2 separate regions of the Mus musculus genome follow, and region 2 is linked to region 1. The links are chromatin loops, found by intact Hi-C in ENCODE. Cell type or tissue: heart. All regions are shown on one strand. Region 1 has its middle 8.2 kb from the start of Gm30704. Region 2 has its middle 5.9 kb from the start of Efnb1.

Evidence for each region. Hi-C counts contacts between places; a loop is a spot of excess contacts. Peaks named below come from ENCODE experiments on the same cell type or tissue, not always from the same donor. Only the 100,000 strongest peaks of a DNase experiment are listed, where the experiment ranks them.
Region 2: a loop joins it to region 1, with 3 times the contacts of the local background. A loop is called at or near these places in 3 of 42 quality-filtered maps.

What each region holds. Positions count from the first base shown.
Region 1 is chrX:99,325,256-99,327,755 of GRCm38, forward strand. No RefSeq gene overlaps it. Among named protein-coding and RNA genes, the nearest start is that of Gm30704, 8.2 kb to the right of the region's middle. In heart, no CTCF peak of the experiment used is centred here; DNase peaks (open chromatin) are centred at 436 and 1,106; H3K27ac peaks cover 1,794 bases; H3K27me3 peaks cover 302 bases.
Region 2 is chrX:99,128,917-99,131,416 of GRCm38, forward strand. No RefSeq gene overlaps it. Among named protein-coding and RNA genes, the nearest start is that of Efnb1, 5.9 kb to the right of the region's middle. In heart, a CTCF peak has its summit at 1,374; no DNase peak of the experiment used is centred here; H3K27me3 peaks cover 848 bases.

The DNA.
Region 1 (2,500 bases):
GGTGCTCTAGGTCACTAGGCAGACACAAGTTGAGCCAAGGGAATTTCAGTGGCAGCATCAACAAGTTGGGTTCTTCCCAGGGATTCTGAGCCTTAGAAAGTCTTCCAGAACCTGGGAACCCCATTCCATACTTTACCTAAGCTTCTAGCCAAATATTTCTGGGCTTACAAAGTCCTCTGAAGGTCATCTTAACCACCACTGCCACCTCCACCCCAGCCTCCAGGCTTGAGGACTTTCCCACGTGAGTGCCTGGGCTCCAGCGCCTTCTTGCTCCCGTGTTTGTTGCCCACCACAGAAGGAAGGGCGTTTCACAATGAGTGAGACAGCATGGCCTCTGGGGTCCAGGGCCCCTCTCCTGGCAAGGATTACTTGAGGCGCAGGCCTTTCAGGCTCTCTGGACTGGCCCTGCCTTTCTGGCAGCAAGCCTGCATCTCCATTTCTAAGAGAAGCCTTGCTGGCTGGCCTCAGGAGCAATCTGAGTCCTTGCCCAGGGCCTCTGAGAGCAGCGGAGTAAAGCACTCCCAATCAGCCTTTGGCCGCCTCGCTTCCTGCAGGTGGGAAAATCATCCTATTTATCCCCAAATGGATTTGTCTACTCAAACAACAAACAGACGCAGAGACACACATGGAGTCATGGACATATGTGGAAAAGACAAGCTGGAGATAGATACACATGCGGTCGCTCTCTTTCCCCTTCCCTTTCTGCCTTTCTCCATCCCCATGACTGTCTCCCTGTCTCTGTCCTCTCTCTCTCTCTCTCTCTCTCTCTCTCTCTCTCTCCACCACCCCCTCCCTTTTTCGGCTCATTCTCTTACCCTTTCCCAAGGCCCCCTCTTGCTTCCATTACAGCATTTATCAAAGTGGCCTGACCTCATGTTGTAAAAATATACAGCATGGAACAAAATCCACCTTAAACTCTCTTCTAAATATATTAAAATAATAGGAATTCTCATCTGCCTGATTGAATTTGCTGCTCAATATTAGAAGCATGCCAGGCCCTTCTGGATCCAGTCTAGAGCTGGGAGGGGCTGGGATTCCCTGCCTGACTCCTCTCTCGGAGCCAACACTGCCGCTTCCTTGATGGGCGGGGCCGGGGGAGGGAGTGGGAGCTGCGCTCCAGCCAAAAGACCTTGGGCAGCCACCTCCACCAGCAGCCAGCACAGCCCACTGAGCAAGTGCAGACAAGCTCCAGGCTCCTCTGGCCTGCAGCTGGGAGCCTCTGCCCTGGTCCTAGGGCCAGCAGAACTCACAACGGCCCTGTGCCTATTCCTAGGCGCTCTCTCCACACTCACTGTTCTGTCCCCAGGGATGAGAAGAAGCTGGTCTCTGTGGACTTGAGATTTGCAGTCAAAGTTTGAGGAAACCTTCGACAAATTTACTCCTTTGTTCATTCGTTCATTTAACCTGTATTATTAAACACCTTACTATGAGCCAGCACTAACCTAAGGACAGGGAATACAGAAAAAAGAAAGAAAAAAAAACCCTTCAAAACCTGCCTTCATGCAGTTGTTATTGTAGTGGAATAAGCAAAGCCCACTGCCAGCCAGCGACAGAAGGTGAGCACGGCCCTACGTCCTCTTTGCCCTCTAAACTTTCCACTCCTTATGAACAGCAATGGGGAGTCTTTACTCTACCATAGACTCTGCTTTTCAGAACTACCACCAAGGCCTTGAGCACGACTTGCTCAGGACACACATATAAAGCTACTGGCTCACTGGGGGCCATGGTATGTGAGCAGAGCAGGGCGGGGTGTCTACTGGGAGATTTCTACTCATTTAGGACCACAACTTGGAGGCTGGCTTTGTGAGCAGCAAGTTGTTTCCCAGTAGACATCATGTAGTATCAAAGGGCACTGGCTCGGTTAATAGCGGCCCCTGAGGTTACAAAAGGGAACCATTACTGGTTATAAGTGGGACAAGCCGGAGATGGTGGTACACTTCTAACGTCACCGTTTAGGACTAGAGAGTCCCTTCCTCAAAACAAACAACAAAACTTGCCATTGTGGTAAATGACTATCATTGCCCATTTTACAGATAAGGGAAACAAGGCACAGTCAGATTAGCTAATTGTCCCATCCTTCACTGAAGTCTGGCTGCAGTCAGTTGTCAGCCACAAAGCTGTTCTACCTCCGGATGGACTTCCCTGTTAGAGTTTTCTTAACTGCTTGCCTGGGCCCACAGCACTCGGCTGAGAGTACCAACTCAGCCTACTGCTCCTAAAATACTTCTCATCATTGTTCTAGAACTTACCTGGAATAGGTAAGAATAGTTAGTTGAAGAACAGAATAGTAGAATAGTTAGTTGCTCCTGGACTCTCTGGGTCTCTGGCCATACATATAACTGTAACTTTATTTTTTCAAAATCTATTTTTAATGATGGTTCTTAAACACTTTAACCTCCTTTATAGCCCACCACCCACCAGATGTCGTAGAAAAGAAAGGATACAGGGGAAGTGGACCTGTTTAGAAAGGTCCTTTGGTACAAGTCCTGTCTGTGTTGTC
Region 2 (2,500 bases), 200 kb before region 1:
TGCCTCTGCCTCTGCCTCTGCCTCTGCCCCTGCCCCTGCCCCTGCCCCTGCCCCTGCCCCTGCCCCTGCCCCTGCCCCTGCCCCTGCCCCTGCCCCTGCCCCTGCCCCTGCCCCTGCCCCTGCTCCTGCCTCCACCCTTGTCCCTGCCTCTGTGTTTGTCTCTCTCCGTCTCTCTCCCCTCCACCTCTTAGCTACACTAGCCTCAAATTCAGTGTGTATCTAGGGATGAAACTGAACCTCTGATTCTCCTGTTTTCATATCTCAATGGCTGTAATTGCCAGTATATATTACCAAATCTGTTTCTTCTTGGTCTATTAGGTTTCAGGACTCAGAACATGGCAGACTTCCAGAGAGGGCCAGCAGGGTTTGTGAGCTGGACTGACCCACGCTGATCCTTGGGAGTCTTGAACAGACTTCCAAGGGACTCACTCTCCTTAGCCCTGGAGTCTTGACCTTTCCCTGGGTCAGCTGACTGTAGGAGTCTTTAACTTGACCAGCTGCTCGTTTGGCAGCATCTGGGAGATTGAGTATGTAGCTGGGATTTGTCTGTGTGCTAATGACAAAAGACACAGCAGAGTTGCCCAGTGATGGGAGACAGGAGACATTATACACAGCAAGCTACTGTGTGTACTGCACCCCACAAGCTTGACTGGGGTTCACGACAGCTGTGTTGTTAGGAACTGAGTTGTAGTTCATCCTTGTACCTTTTCAAGGACAAAGGATACATCTGTCACTTAGAAGACTGAGATGCCTGTAGCTAAAAGCCAGGGAGGCCTGTGTCAAACCTCAACTTCTACTTCTCCAGATGATGTTTAAGTTGCTTAACTTAAGGGGGCCCTGACTTCCTTATCTGTATATAAAATCAATTTTGTGTGAAAGAATGTATACAAAGCACCTGGAGCATAACAGGTGCTCAGGAAATTGTAGCTTTCATTCTCAACACTACCGCCATTGCGATGGACAATTATTAAGTGCCTCCTGTATGCCCATCCTGTTACTTAGCCTTGGCACAACACATAAAGGAGAAGCTGTTGGAAAATTCTGTTTTAGGTTAGTGTTTCATGGAGTGCACGTAATTAATTAGATGCACATAAATAACCTGAGTTCAAATGCCAATTTCAGCCAATACTGTGAGACAAGACTAGCAAGTCATCCAAGAAGGCCACCCAGAAGTAAAAGCTTAAGGATAGACTTGATAATTTGATTTTCCATCTTGGGACAGACAGTATACAGAAAGGGGGTGGAGGTGCATTCCTGGCTTCTTTCAGACCCAGCCAACACTGCAAATAGACAGACTCCAGAACTCCGCCTGTTGTTGGATTGTTGGGCAGCAGGCTCATGGCTGGGTCAGCCTTGAGACTGCAATTTCCAAACGGACCACTGGAGGGAGACAGAGTTTGAAAAATAGAGAAGGTACTAGAAAAAGGGAACTCCATCTCTGAGTCCCTCACCTGTCAAAACCCCTCTTTTCCCACCTTTGAGACCCACTCCTTCCTTCTCTTGTCTTTGGAACCCTAATCCCTCAGGAACTCCCCTTTCGGGGTTTCGAATCTTCCTACCTTCACACCGGCCTGCCCAGGACAAATTCCTGGAAGAAAGTTCACATGCCCTTGCCATGAGGCAGAGATTGTTCCATGCTTAGCTTTGTGTCCTGAATAAGGGCTGCGAAAGACAAGCCAGGCCTGGGAAGTGAAAATGTTCTGTGGGGGAAGATGCTAGGTGGCTTGTTAATAAAGAGCAGTCAGCATTTGAGCCTGACCTCCTTAGGCAGTTTTGGGGAGGTAGAGGCCTGGCTTAAGTGGAAGAGATTAAAGGTCTAGGATGTCACTGGGGTCTTATGGGAAGTAGATGGAGGTAGGACTGTGGCATAAAGCCCACCTAAGCTAAGTTCTTAGCAGGGAGAGGAGGTTTCAGTACCAGCCATGTTGTCTGAATTGACTCAAGGATAGGAGGGGACAGACAGTGGGCCAGAGTACTATTATCTGCCAGGAGTTCTCTGGAAAGATAGATTCAGACCTTTATCTGTCCAAAGATGTCCCCTGCATCTCGTGACCTGTCTCCCACAGGGCTAAGGTTATCAGTGAAGAAAACATAGACTCTGACCCTTTAGCCTGTTTACGGGAGTGTGAGGCAGGAAATCAGTACATAGGCTTATGAGGGCTTAGATCTTCCAGACAGCCGCATCTCCTCGGAATGTTCCATTGCTCAATCCGGGTTGTTCCTCCACAGCAACTTTACTCTGTAAACACAGAGCCTGGTGCGTCCGGGGTTTTCTCCGATGTTTTTCTCCGGTCTGGGCAAAGGTGCTGTTTCTCCAGGCATCAGTGCCCTCCCCCATCTAAGATAGGGAACCAGGCTGGGGTCAGTGATAAGTGGGGACAGCTGCTGTTCCCTTCGCCTGAATTCCTGAGCCCTAGACAGTGATGAATAACCTCGCCCCTCCTTGTACATTCTCCAGGTAACCAGAGTGAGGGAGCGACAGGTGGCCTGGGCCAGACTG